Regions from separate parts of the Homo sapiens genome. Here regions 1 and 2 are each linked to region 3. The links are chromatin contacts, found by Hi-C in ENCODE. All regions are on one chromosome and are shown on one strand. Each heading gives the region's core, a stretch centred on a gene start or an enhancer-like site at or near the end of the contact. The rest is flanking DNA. Distances are from core to core; before and after follow the strand shown. Region 1 holds the start of CHD9 (chromodomain helicase DNA binding protein 9). Region 2 overlaps CHD9 (chromodomain helicase DNA binding protein 9). Region 3 holds the start of SNX20 (sorting nexin 20).

Region 1 (4,878 bases), core at 1,641-4,140, 2.4 Mb before region 3:
ATGTGGCACTAAGTACACCACAAAAGGGACACTTGTTTATAGCACAAGAGCTGAAACCAGAAAGCAGCGTGTCCTCCTGTTTGCCCTTGGCTGGAAATGTGCACGTTGGGTGACTCAACTTTTTCACTATTCTACGTGCATCCATATATGACTGTGAAAGTGTCATGGATATTGATTTGGAAGTTACGCAGACATTATTTTTCTTTTTTCTTTCTTTTTTTTTTTTGAGATGGAGTTTCGCTGTTGTTGCCCAGGCTGGAGTACAATGGCGTGATCTTGGCTCACTGCAACTTCCACCTCCCAGGTTCAAGCAATTCTCCTGCCTCAGCCTCCCAAGCAGCTGGGATTACGGGCTCTTGCCACCACGCCCAGCTAATTTTTTGAATTTTTAGTAGAGACGGGGTTTTGCCATGTTGGCCAGGCTGGTCTCGAACTCTTGACCTCAGGTATCCACCCACCTCGGCCTCCCAAAGTGCTGGGATTACAGGCATGAGCCACTGCACCCGGCCTTTTTTCCTCTTTTTTTTTTTAAATGAGCCAAGGTCTCTCTATGCTGTCCAGGCTGGTCTCAAACTCCTTAGCTCAAGTGATTAGGCTGGTGTCAAACTCCTAAATTCAAACTCCTAACCTCACACCTCAGTCTCCCAAAGTGCTGGGATTACAGGTGTGAGCCACCACACCCGGCCACAAACATATTTTTTTAAAAATTCTTTAATTATATAATTTTTAAAATAAAGATATAGGGTCTTACTGTGTTACCCAGGCTGATCTGGAACTCCTAGCCTCAAGTAATCTTTCTGCCTCAGCTTCCCAAAGTACTGGGATTATATGCATGAGCCACCATGCCTGGCCACAAACAAATTTTTTTTAAGAATTATTCAATGTGTATAATTTTTAAGCAAACAGGGCCTTGCTCTGTTGCACAGGCTGATCTGAAACTCCTAGCCTCAAGCGATCCTCCTGCCTCAGCCTCTCAAAGTGCTGGGATTACAGGGAAGAATTTGCAAATTTAGAACTTGTGAATAATGAGAATCTACTGCACTTTCTTCCTGTTTCTCTCATTCGGGGCTGGCTGAATTCTGTCTTACTCATATTTTATCTCTAGCATCTGGAAAACTGCCTGGCCCACAGTAGGCTCTCAATAATAAATGTATTTCCAATGAGCGAATGAGTCAATTCAGTGGAAGTGCTCAGCTCACAGCAGTGATAGCTAGTGTTTGTGAAGACACACCACGCGCCTGCCCCGTGCACGCTGTCCTGGTCAACAAGGGAAACAGCAGAGTATTGTTCTTTTGCACCTGAGCTCAAGAGCAGACTGCCTGGGTTCAAATATGGGACATGCTTCTTATTAATTAATTATATAACTTCGAGCAAGATCATTGGCCTCTCTGAGCCTCAGTTTCCTTGGCTATCAAATGCAGTATTCATAGTTCTACCGTGGAAGTTATGGTCAGGAGTCTAACTTGGCCCTGCACAGAAAGCCTCTAGCATAGGGTGAACCCTTAGTAAACAGTAGCTTTTATTGTGAATAATTCCCAAGGCAACCCGATTTTCACACCCATTTTGCAGATACAAAAACTGAAGCTGAGGATGGTTCAGTGAGTTTCCAAGGTCACAAAGGAAGGGCTGCCTATGGGGGGGAATCTATGCCCATGTTAGTAACACTGCTGTTATATAAACATAAGGGGTCAGCGGGGCGCAGCGGCTCATGCCTATAATCCCAGCACTTTGGGAGGCCGAGGCTGGAGAATGGCTTGAGCCTAGGAGTTTGAGACCATCCTGGGGAATATAGTGAGGCCCTATCTCTATAAAACAAACAAACATAAGGGCTCATTTTTACTAGTTGTAAAAGGGCCCTTTTACTAGTTGTAAAAAAGGCTCGTTATAAGGCCTCTCACTGCCTAATCAGCTAGGTTTGCCAAAATGAGGAAGACAGCTCCAGCCAGTCTCCTGATCTTCTCTGGGATCAGGGTGGGGAGGAACCCCCTTCCTACCCATAAACCCCTAAGAGTCTTCGCTCACATTCCACACTGGTGTCTTTCTGTTCCTTGTCCACTTTCGAGTTCAACCCTTTCAGAACCAGCCCTACTGTGGGGGGTGGGGGATGGTTAGTTTGTTATCTTGGGTTTGACAGTACAAAGGCAGAGGCATTTCCTGCTTAAAAGGCACATGAGAAAGGAGGAGGAGGGCGAACTGGAGGAATAGGAGGAGGAGGGAATCATCAGCATTCTGGGTTAGAACAAACAAATGTCCTCCGTTTTTCTCCAACTCCTTAGATCAAGGGTCCTCAAATTTGGCTGCCAGCTGGAATCTCTTGCAAACATTTTAATACCCAGATGTCCAGTCCCCCACCCAGACCAATCACATCTGAGTCTCTGGGGGGGGGCGGGGGTGGAACTAGGGCATCGGTATTTTTTTAATGCTTCCCAAGCAACGCCAACGGGCAGACAAGTTTAAGAAGTGGTGCTCTGGACCTTATCAGCACTCGGCTGCCACCCTGGAGTGGCTCTGGGCGACAGTGGCTGCTTTCCGCTTCGAGGACGCCCGGCTTGGGGATTCGGGCATGCTCTGGGAGGCGAGGGCTGGGGAGGATGCGAGCGTGCCAGCGACCTGGTGCTCTGCCTTGCTCTAGGCCCAGCTCCGAGGCTGCGGGTCTCTGGGTCCCCCCCACGGCTACAACACGTGCTGCCGCCCCGACTCCTCCGGTTATCTCTGCAGACCGCAAGCGGTGCCCAGCGGCCGCCCCGCTGTCCACCCCGACCTCAGAGGCTCCAGGGAGACGCCCGGGGCTCAGGAATCCTACCTTGGCTGCCGGCGCTGCCCTCCAGTCCCCGGAATCCTGGGACTCAGGTTCGAGCTGTCGCTGTCGCTGTCGCTGCGCCTGTGAAGCGCCCACTAGAGCGCAGGCGCCACCTAGTGGGCGCGGGGCGGCTGCGCAGGGACCGCGCTGGCAGGCGGGAGCGCAGTCCAGGGCGGAAATGCAGCCAGGGCTTCTTCCCACGTGGGCGGTTTTCCAGCGCGCCGCCAGCCCTGTGGCCAGATCCGGCCTGGGGCGGGACCACCTTCACCCGCTGCGGGGCACTGGGATCTAAACTTGGTGAACTTTCTCTTGGGGCACGGAGGGACCCCTCGGCCTGGTATCCATCCTCCGGTTTTCCGGGCTGAGCACAAGGATCTTTCCCTTCATCCAGCAGCTTTCAGTGCACCCCACCTTTGGCACTGCTTCTCTTTTAAATGTGCTGGGACCATCCGAGGCTGGGGTTCTCTCCAACCCAGGGAGGCCCTTCGCCTATCAGCAACCATTTTTTCCTGCCACCCCCTAAACCGTCCCTGAATGAGAGAAACAGCCTGCTCTGCTGGCTTGCTCTACAGAGGCCAGGACTGGTGGAGGATGGGTGTGTGCCAGCGACCTCGTGCTCTGCTCTGCTGGAAGGCCTTCTCTGAGCAGTGGAAGGGGAAGGGGCGGCTTAAGGGAATTGTGTTTTTTGTTTTTTGTTTTGTTTTGTTTTGTTTTTGTAGAGACAAGGTCTCTCTATGTTGCCCTGGTGGCTCTTGAACTCCTGGTCTCAAGCGATCCTCTCACCTGCAGCCTCCCAAAGCACTGGGATTACCGGAGTAAACTATGGCTCCCAGCTGCCTGGTATTCTTTCAATGAAGACATGCCAAAACGCTTACAAATATGGTGGACATTTAATGGTTTATATTTCATTTATGTCTTCATTTAACAACGATTAACTGAGCACCTACTATGTGCCACTTTTCTACAATCAAGGGATACAATGAAGAACAAAACACAAAAATCTCTGCTTTTGTTGAATTCACATTTAATGTAACACATGAATACTTTTAACACACCCAACGATCTAATGCAAAGCGATTGAGCTCGTTGTGAGATAAGTAGAGGATTTATTAAAAATATCTATATTTAGGGCCAGGCACCGTAGCTCACGCCTGTAATCCCAGCACTTTGGAAGGCTGAGGCAAGAGGATCGCTTGAGGTCAGGAGTTTGAGACCAGCCTAGCCAACATGGCAAAACCCAGTCTCTACAAAAAATACAAAAATTAGCCGGGCGTGGTGGCAGGAGCCTGTAATCCCAACTACTCCAAGGCTGAGGTGGGAGAATCCCTTGAACCCGGAAGGAGGAGGTTGCAGTGAGCTGAGATCGCACCACTGCACTCCAGCCTGGGTGACAGAGTGAGACTCTGCCTCAAAATCAATCAATCAATCAATCAATCAATCTATGTTTAGGGCGCCAAGGGCAGACATTCCTGGTGATGGATATAAGCATTACAGAGTTCTATGGGAACGTCTTCACGTTTTCTTGTAATCCTGGCAGTTTATCTCTGTGGCAACATTTGGAGATAATGCCTTCAGTGGAAATTTCAGGTGATTTGTGAAAGTTAGGCCTGCAATCCTCCTTTCCCCCTCCCCCCGGCCCCCACTCTGCTCCCCCAGGACGCTCTGTCATTGTTCTAGCCCAGTGTGAGTTTGTGTGTGAGTGTGTGCCTATTTAACCTTTGGACTCTCTGTACTGGTGTAATCTGGTCAAAGTGAATATCAAGGGCAGAGGAGGACAAGGAGGAGCAGGAGGAGAAGGAGGATGAGGAGCAGGAGGAGGAGCAGGAGGAGGAGGAGCAGGAGAAAGGAGGAGAAGCAGGAGCAGGAGGAAGAGGAGCAGGAGAAGAAGGAGCAGAAGGAGGAGGAGCAGGAGGAGGAGAAGGAGGAGGAGCAGGTGGAGGAGGAGGAGCAGGAGGAGGAGAAGCAGGAGGAGCAGAAGGAGAGGAGGAGCAGGAAGAGGAGGAGAAAGAGCAGGAGGAAGAAGAGGAGGAGAAGCAGGAGGAGGAGGAGGAAGAGCAGGAGGAGGAGGAAGAGCAGGA
Region 2 (4,730 bases), core at 228-2,727, 2.4 Mb before region 3:
CATCTAGAGAAAATATTATATAGTTACACATAATTATATATAATAACATGTTTTATGCACATCATCTGATTTCATGTTCACACCATCTGATGTAGTAGTAGGATGGTTTTATTAAAAATCCCCATATTACAGATTGGAGACAGAGGCCTATAGTGACTTGCCAATGTCATAGAGCTTCTAAGTGTTTGTGAAGGTAGATTCTACTCAAGCTGGGGGTGGCAGCTCACGCCTGTAATCCCAGCACTTCGAAAGGCCAAGGCCAAGGTGGGTGGATTGCTTGAGCCCAGGAGTTCAAGACCAGCCTGGACAACATGGTGAGACTCCATCCCTACAAAAAAATTAAAAAATTAGTCGGGCATGGTTGTGCATGCCTGTAGTCCCAACTACTTGGGAGGCTGAGGCGGGAGGATCACTTGAGCTCAGGAGTCCCAGGCTTCACTGAGCTATGATCAGCCACTTTACTCCAGCAGCCTGGGCAACAGAGCAAGACCCTGTCTTTTGGAAAAAAAAAAAAAAAAAGACGAATGAGTCTAAATTCAGAGTGCTTTCTAATTCAAAAGGAACAGTGATTTTCAGTTAATATCGCTTTTTACAGGTGTGATACCCAAGGATCACTTCTCTTTTAATTTCCTTTCCCATAGCAGCCCTATTCTCCTCACATTCAGAGGACACAAAGACTGTACAGGCAGCAACTGCACAAAGAACCCATAGACAAAATAAGTAGGGGCCATTTTGTGGATAATTTGGGAATGGGAATTCGGTCCTTGTGGCAGGAGAAGTTTTCTTCGGCTCACATTCTCCGGGTGAGTCATGTAGGTTTATCCCATTATTTGCACAATTCCTCACCTCTCCCCGTGGGCTGCAGTATCACCCAGCCACAATGGCATCTGCCCTTCACCGCTTCATCCCCTGCAGCCTGCTTGGTCAGGGCCTGGCAGGGAGCTGAGGAGCCCAGAGAGGGAGGGGAGGAAGCACGCGGCCGCCAGTGGCTGTCAGCTTTCCCAGCTGACTCAACTCCCCACCTCCTCCTCCCCCGCCCTGCACACAGCCACCAGCCTCCTAACTTTCCATTTCCAGGCCTCTGGGGTGGGAGCACCCCCTCCCGCTGCCCGGGGCGCCTGGTCTGCAGTCTGGGGCTGCCAGGGCACCACGCCAGCTGGCCTGGCGGGCTCTCTCCCGGGACTCTTAGAGTCTGCTGTCATGGAGAGAACGGAATATAGGTCAAGGTGCTCTCGGAAGGGCCCAGGGGAGGATCACCTGACTGGGAGGTGTGTGACTCAGCGGGAAGGGAAGGGGTGGAGCCGAATCTCCCGCCCGGAGGAGTCCGGAGGAGGAAGAGGTCAGGTTGCCTCTGTCTGGCTGATTGTCAGGGGAGGAAGGAGAAAGCAGCTGGAGGCAGAAGGAAGGATAAGATGACCTCTGGTGACCTATCTAAGGTGGAACACAAATCCATTCCAGAGCGGGCCGTCCCCCTCGGTGTAGCTGAAACCACTCCCAGCTCAGAACTCTCTCTGTGGTCGTGAAGACCTAATTAGCTGCCAAAGTGAGAAACCAAATTAACCGAACGCTCATCACTCCAGACTCCATCGACCCAGGCCCCTAAAAGAAACCAAAGACCCTGGTACAGCACACAAAGGTGGCCATCCCCATTAGAAGCAATTCGATCGTTTCCCCCAATCAATTCTGAATATGAAAATTACTAACCCATTTTATTTTACGGGTCCACACGGCAGGGGCCTCCTTTCAAGGGTGCGGCAGTTGCTGCTGTTGCTGGAACAGCAGCTGCTCTGTCTGAGCCTCACTTCCTCTGGCTCCAGCTGCAGGTTCCTCCTGGCCAAGCAGGGAGTTTCCTCATTCTCAGGGCTCTGGGCCCAGGCCTTGCTAGCGGCCACCCTCACCTCCCACCCTCAGCTGCTCACCACCCACCCTCTGTGGGTAGTGCTCTGGGACTCCCTCGTTCCATGAGTCAGAGCCAGGCTGGAGACAGACAGTAGGCTTCCTTTATTAAATCAGCCTCCTGCCCCGTACACTATAGAGGAAAGCTATAATTACTCCTTTGGCCTGGCTCTGAGAACTGAGCCACAGACGCTTGACTAGGAGCGACGGTTCTTGATTTCTGCATTTATCTAATGATGCACCCCAGTTTGGAAATAAGAATAACAGCCAGGGGTTAAGGGCTTGTTACACAAACGTCAGATGTTTTGCATATGTAATGGGGTGCATTGGGCCTGGATAGTCATGTAGATTGCTAGAAAAATCGCTATATTAAGGCTGCCAGGAGTTTTCTGTTTTGTTTTGCATGCCTCCTGCCTCGCGTTGATTGAGTCACACTTGAGGTGGCCTGCTCATTGCTGATGTTGGTTTACAAGAGACAAAGAAAAAAGCAGCCAAACATTGTTTCGGGTCTCCAGGTCAGGACTCTTTCATCCCTTAGGTATAATAGACACAAAATCTCAGGCCTCCCAGCTTTTCTTTCTTTCTTTTTTTTTTTTTTTTTGAGACGGAGTCTCACTCTGTTGCCCAGGCTGGAGTGGGGCAGAGCCATATCAGCTCACTGCAACCTCCACCTCCTGGGTTCAAGCAATTCTCCTGCCTCAGCCTCCCAAATAGCTGGGATTACAGATGCCCAACACCATGCCCAGCTTATTTTTGTATTTTTAGTAGAGACGAGGTTTCACCATGTTGGCCAGGCTGGTCTTGAACTCCTGACCTCAGGTGATCCACCCGCCTCGGCCTCCCAAAGTGCTGGGATTACAGGCGTAAGCCACCACGCCTGTCTGCCTCCCAGCTTTTCTACTGGTTTACAGAAATGTCTGAAACCTGAAAAAACAGTTGGTTCCAATTTTTTTTTTGAGACGAAGTCTCGCTCTTGTCCCCCAGGCTGGAGTGCAATGGCACGATCTCGGCTCACTGCAACCTCCACCTCCTGGGTTCAAGTGATTCTCCTGCCTCAACCTCCTGAGTAGCTGGGATTACAGGCACCTGCCACCACACCTGGCTAATTTTTGTATTTTTAGTAGAGACAGGGTTTCACCATTTTGGCCAGGCTGGGCTCGAACTCCTGACCTAAGGTCATCCACCCATCTCGGCCTCCCAAAGTGCTGGGATTACAGTGTGAGCCACCGCACCCAGCCTGGTTCCAAAATTTTTAAAAACCACAAAATCAAAATAATATCGTCAATTTTCATTAACTATTCAATTTAGTATTCATTGATTCATTCACTTATTCATCCATTCCTGCAAGCATGCATTTATTTCTTCATTCAATAAATATTTGTTGAGTTACCTCTCTGTGCCACACACAGTTACAGGTACTAGGGACACATTAAGTGCTAAATTCACTAAAGATACAGACAAAACTAAGCATACAAATATCTCTGCCCTTGTGGGTCAATAATAGACACAACAGACCAGGTACGGTGGCTCATGCCTGTAATCCCAGTGCTTTGGGAGGCTGATGGGGGCTGATTGCTTGAGCCTAGGAGTTTGAGGCTGCAGTGAGCTATGATCGTCACCCAGGCACTCCAGCCTGGGTGACAGAGCAAGACTGTGAAAGAAAGAGAAAGAAGGAAGGAAGGAAGGAAGGAAGGAAGGAAGGAAGGAAGGAAGGAAGGAAGGGAGAGCGAGGTTAGAGGAATTGTTGATAAAGGAGGAATTGGCATTTCAGAATAATCTGTGAGTTAGATATCTCTCACAGCGAGAGTTCTCAAGTCTGCATGATTGCTGAGAAATTATAACCAATTATAAATTGAGTTAAATTCTTTAAGCCATGTTTATAATCAAAATGTAAGTGTATTTAAATATACTTGATAAGAGATAAAAAGTAAAAGTACCATGGCATGTGACCCTATCTCTGGTTATGGGTAGGTGCTGTGGGTTGAATATTTGTCTCCTCTAAAACTCATGTTGAACTTTAATCCCCAATGTGGCAGTATTGAGAGATGTGGTCTTTAAACGGTGCTTGCATCATGAGGGCTCTGCCCTAATGAATGGGTTAATCCATGAGTGGATTAATCCACTCATGGATTAATGGGTTATAATGGGTGGGGACTGATGGCTTTATAAGAAGAACAAAGACCTGAGCTAACATGTTAGCACACTCAGCCCCCTCACCATGCGACACCTTGGACCACCTTAGTACTCTTCAGAGAGTCCCCTCAAGCAAGAAGGCTGTCACCAGATAGGACCCCTTGACCTGGGACTTCTCAGCCTCTGTAACTGTGAAGAAATTTCTTTTCTTTATCAATTATCCAGTTTCAAGTGTTTGGTTATAAGCAACATGAAAGAGAATAACACAGTGAAGTTATTTCATTCAAGAATTTATTGAGCACCTATAATATAGTAGCTAAGGACTTAGGTGTCAGATGCCAGCGTTCAGATCCTGGCTCTATCATTTACTACTTGTGTGATTCTGGGAGAGACACTTAGTTTCAGTTTCCCATCTACAAAATTGGGGTAGTATAGAACTTAACTTATAGAGTTTCCAGAATAATTAAATGAAATAATAAAAGTAAAGGTGTCAGTTAATATAGCACCTGGCACTTAATAAGCAAGCACTCAATAAATGTTATGGCAAAAATCGCAATTATTTTTGCACCAACCTAATATTATCATATTGTTGGTTTAATAATGATGAGGTACCCGGCATTGTGTTGGGTATTGGCGACCCAAAGTTGAATAAGACAGTGACGTGGTCCTAACTGGGAAAGGCTTTGCAAGCATTCTGTGCT
Region 3 (4,780 bases), core at 2,136-4,635:
TCAGCGCTGCAATGGAGGATGCCCACTCCTGTGTCCCCCGCATGACGATGGGACCTTGTCTGCCTGTTATGAACTGAGTATGTGGCCTCCAAGTTCATATAGTTCATATATTGAATTCCTAATGAAAAAGGTGAGGCCTTTAAGAGGTAATTAGGCCATGAGGTTAGAGATCCCTGAGCACTCTCTAGCCCTCATTCTGCCATGGGAGGATAGAACAAGAAGGCAGCCATCTGCAAACCAGGAATCAAACCCTCCCCATATACTGAATCTGTTAACACGTTGATCTTGGCCTTCCCAGCCTCCAAAACTGTGGGAAAGAGATGTCTGTTGTTTAGGCCGCCCAGTCTGCGGTGTGTTGCTACAGCAGCCCAAGCTAAGACACTACCTATGCCTTCTGCCTCCACCACAGAGAACTCTGGCTGCAGAGAAAAAGCAACATCCAACAGGTGGCCATGCGTGGCATCTTCCGGTCACTCTGGCTCAGCTGGGTCCTACCGACATAGGCCAGGCCCCTCTCCATCAGGGGGTTTCCAAGAAACGTCTCCTTTCCCCATAAGAGGAAGTGGCGGCAACCACACATTTTTCCCCTGTGGTTGCCTTCTGCAGCATGAGAGGCTCACAGGGCTGCAGAGAAAGGCTTAGAGTCCACCCTGGTGTCTTGCAGATTCCAGGCCTGGGCAGAGAGTAGGCGAGAAAACTGGAAAGTTACGGGACACAACCCAGGGAGGAGAGGGCATTCCAGCCTCACTGTATGCAGGGAGCCACACCACCAGGCCCTCTGCTGGGCAGGGGGAGGCGGAGATGACCGACCTATGGCCCCTGCACTTACGGGGTGCCCCAGCTAGCAGGCCAGAGGCACACCACTCATGGCACTCCTCGTGAGCTCTGCCCAGAGACAGACCTTTGCAGATGTGGAGGTTCTTAATGACAGTGACGGCACTGCAGAGAGGTGGAATTGCAGGGCCATGTCAATAAGCAAGGTCAATAGGTAAACAGGGACATTATAGAGCCTCCAATGAAAAAGACAAGCAGCAACGGTTTTAGAATAGTAAGAACTGCCAGCACTTGTACAGCTCGGAACAGTGTTGTTCTAAGTGTTTGGCTCATCTGAACTCCTCTTGAGGTTCACAAGCCTATGAGCTTGTTGCAGAAGCAAATACAGGAGAAACCTTCATGCCCTCCAAGGATGACACTGGCTCAAGGCGGAATGTTTTGGCACTAGGAGGACTTCATTAAATTTCATGTTGCAATTAGGAAAGTTGAAATTCAACCATATCAAAGGACTAATATGGTTCTTTAAAGTTGACAACTTCTATTCGTCACAAAACTCCATTAAGAGAGTACAAAATGCAAACTGCAGGATGGAAAAGGATATTGAGAAGCACATAAACCCAAATGAATACATAAAGAACACCTACAAACCATTAAAAATAATCAAGTCAATAATGAGCAATGACCTTGAACAGACACTTCATTGGAGAAGGTATAAGGATGGCAAATAAGCCCATGAAAAGATGCTCAACATCATTAGTCCTTAGGGAAATGCAACTTAAAACCTTGATGAGAGACCACTGCACATTAATGCAGTGGTACACTGAAAAACACTGACCAAACCAGACACAGTGGCTCACATTGGTAATCTCAGTACTTTGGGAGCCCAAGGCAGGAGGATTGCTTGGGGCCAGGAGTTCAAGACCAGCCTGGGCAACATAGTGGCCATGATGGTCTATCCCTCCAGAAACAAAAAAAATTTATTAGCCAAGCATGGTGACGTAACTGTAGTCTTAGCCACTCAGGAGGCTGAGGTGGGAGGATCATTTGAGCCCAGGAGTTCTAGGTTGCAGTCAGCTATGATGGTACCATTGCACTCCAGCCTGGGTGATAGAGCAAGACCCCATCTTTAAAATAATTATAATAATGACCATATCAAGTGCAGGTAAGAAGGTGGAGCACCTGGAATTCTCATATACTGCTGGTGGGAATACAAAATGGCACAGCCACTGTGGAAAATATTTGGCGTAATCTAGCACAGTTGAAGCTATCTATACTCTGAGACCCAGCAATTTCACCTCAGATAAGTACATGGACTTGGATAAATGTGTAAGAATATCATCAGTGGCATTGATCATGATGGCCACCCTAGGAACAACCCAAGTGTGCATCAAAAGACAAAACAAAAAATGACAAATGGTGATGTATTTAAATAATGAAGCAACAGAAAACCAAACACAGCATGTTCTCACTCATAAGTGGGAGTTGAACAGTGAGAACACATGGACACAGGGAGGGGAACATCACACGCTGGGGCCTGTCAGGGGTGGGGGCCAGGGGGAAGGAGAGCATTAAGACAAATACCTAATGCATGCAGGGCTTAAAACCTAGATGATGGGTTGATAGGTACAGCAAACCACCACGGCACATATATACCTATGTAACAAACCTGCAGGTTCTACACTGGTATCCCAGAACTTAAAGTAAAATAAATAATAATAATAATGTAGCAACACAACAATGGAAATGAAAAAAAGTATCTACACAGAAATGCATCAGTGAATCTTATACCCATAAATGTTGCATGAAAGAAGCAAGGCACTGGAGAATACACACAGTATGCATGGTTCAATTTATATAAGATTCACAGATGAGTAAAATGAAACTGAATTGTTTGGGGATCTCATAGGTGGTAAATTTCTAAGGAAAAGCCAAGAAGTAACCCCCATCTGAATCAGGACTGTGACTGCCTCTAATAGGGAGGAAGGGAATCATGGCTCAAAAAAAAACACATGGCAAACTTCTGGGCGAGCCAGCAAAGTTCTATTTTTTTTTTTTTTGTCTGATTTCTGTTTCTTGCCTTCAAGGCCACAAAGATGGGTGGGCATGAATCACACCACACTGCCCTGGGGTTTCGCTTCCCTGGGACTTTCTGTTGGTGGTGATGGATACAGCTTTGCTCAGAGAAAAGGCACCAGATGGAACTGTAATTCTACCCCACTGCTCTTCTATGTCAGTCACTGGCTCTGTGTCCCACCAGCTCTGTGATCCAAGCCTCGGTTTTCCCATCTGTTCAAGGGGCATGACGGCCCCCATCATGCCTAGCTCATAGAGTAGAATAATGAATGTTAAAGGGCTCTGGGAGCTAATGCCTGAATTCCAGAGATCAACGGGGACTCGAAGGACAGCCAGACCTCTGCAAGGCGGCAGGGAAAGTGAGGCTGAGCTAAATCCCACAGGGCTGGCCCCACACCGCCTTGCCCTTCCCTGCGCTACCCGGAAGAAGAGGTGGGTACAGCTGGCAGGCTGGCAGTTGAGTTCAATATACCATGTTTCACCAGCCAATGGGCTGGGGCGATCAGAAGCAGGTCACACAGCCTGTTTCCTGTTTTCAAACGGGGAACTTAGAAAGTGGCAGCCCCTCGGCTTGTCGCCGGAGCTGAGAACCAAGAGCTCGAAGGGGCCATATGACACTCCTCCCGGACCCCTGGACACACACAGCCCTGGAGACTGGAGGTCAGTATTTGATCCCAAGCTCAGCTGTCCTCTGCCTGCTGTGGCCTGAGTCCCCTTCTCCTGGGGCCCTGCCTGGCACCTGCTGGGGGCAGGGTGGGAGGGGGAAGAGTTAGTGACAGCCACTGTGTCTGGAGCTCTCCTTAGCACACTGAGGCAGAGGAAGGGACAGCTCCTGGACCTTCCATCACCTCCATTCCTTTTGAAATGCTAGGCGCTTGTACAACCCATCTTGGGCCTGGAGAATAAGTCACCACACCTGTGTTTCTCAAAAGAACAGTGTCAGGGAACCCCTGCCTCAGCACAGCCTTAGAGGACTCATGGAAAATGCAGAATCCAGGCCTGTTCAATGGCACCTTCCTATGTTAGCAGCCAGGAAACCTGCTCTTGGACAAGCCCCTGGGATCCCACCCCCACCCCACCAGGGGATTCTTACACACACTGGGTTGGGAGCCCCTGGCTTTGGCAAGGCTTCTCAGGTGAGCGTCCAGTTGTTGGAGGGTACCCACCCTTTCCCCAAGAGAGGCAGCCACACATCCAACATCCTGGGATCTCTGTCTCCCAGCGTGGGCCATGTGCTTTATTTCACCCCCTAGAGGCTCATCCCCCATGAAAAGTCCTCCGCAGGCCCTCAGAAAGATAGTGTGGCCTCTGTGTGCCCAGCAGAAGAAGGACTGGACTTGGCAGTCAGCTCTTGGAGAGGGGGTGGTTAGGACACCTGGGGACAGGAGGAGGAGAATGACTGTCTGTGCACACACGGCTGGAAGGCAGAGGAGGCTGGGAAGCTGCTCTGTCCCCTGGGCCAACTACAGGCCCCCAGGCCAACAGCAACAACACTTTTAGTATTTTGTTATAAAGTCAAGAAATCTTTGCTACAGAGGGTGAGGAGAGGGAAGGAAAGGGCCATGGAACCGTCTATGTGGCTATCCCCAGAGAGCTTTTAGAGTGACAGGATTGCTTTCCCATTTCACAGATGAGGAAACTGAGGCCTGGAGAGGGATGGGAAGCTACCCAAGGCCCCATGGATACACCAGTGCACAACTCTTTCCTTCCCCCTCCTCTTTAAATGGGTGACTCCCAATGAAACCTGTAAGAGACAACCATAAGGGAGCTGACTGTGGCTGCTGAATTTGATTTTATTCTAAGGCCTGGTTTTATAATCAGCTTTCTCAGTCTTTACTGGAGTGTCAAGCCGAGGCATCATTTCTAGGGTCTTACAGGGTCTCTGGGCCAATAGTGCCCTGCTTCTGACCTGGAGCCAGCTGCCTGGTCATGA

The links. Hi-C counts contacts between places; a loop is a spot of excess contacts on that map. Pooled maps may share reads with other maps.
Region 1: a pooled map shows a loop between it and region 3 (6-fold over the local background). The contact joins the promoter of CHD9 here to the promoter of SNX20 in region 3. A Hi-C loop is called at or near these places in 3 of 37 single-sample maps with no recorded cell type and 3 of 50 pooled maps.
Region 2: a loop to region 3 is called in a map with no recorded cell type, with 5 times the contacts of the local background. The contact joins the enhancer-like site here to the promoter of SNX20 in region 3. A Hi-C loop is called at or near these places in 4 of 37 single-sample maps with no recorded cell type and 3 of 50 pooled maps.

What each region holds. Positions count from the first base shown.
Region 1 is chr16:53,053,003-53,057,880 of GRCh38, reverse strand. It overlaps CHD9 (chromodomain helicase DNA binding protein 9), which reads right to left and starts at 2,890. Exons shown (of 39, transcript NM_001308319.2): 1 at 2,804-2,890. RefSeq lists enhancers at 2,503-2,552, 2,065-2,596.
Region 2 is chr16:53,096,243-53,100,972 of GRCh38, reverse strand. All of the region lies in intron 1 of CHD9 (chromodomain helicase DNA binding protein 9), which reads right to left. Among named protein-coding and RNA genes, the nearest start is that of CHD9, 44 kb to the right of the region's middle. RefSeq lists enhancers at 644-743, 1,694-1,773, 1,864-1,913, 816-2,015, 1,974-2,103 and a silencer at 1,044-1,153. Within about 2 kb of position 1,477, at least 40 of the 41 ENCODE cell types and tissues checked have a DNase peak (open chromatin) inside an H3K27ac peak, as active enhancers do.
Region 3 is chr16:50,679,917-50,684,696 of GRCh38, reverse strand. It overlaps SNX20 (sorting nexin 20), which reads left to right and starts at 3,385. Exons shown (of 4, transcript NM_182854.4): 1 at 3,385-3,507. RefSeq lists an enhancer at 332-681.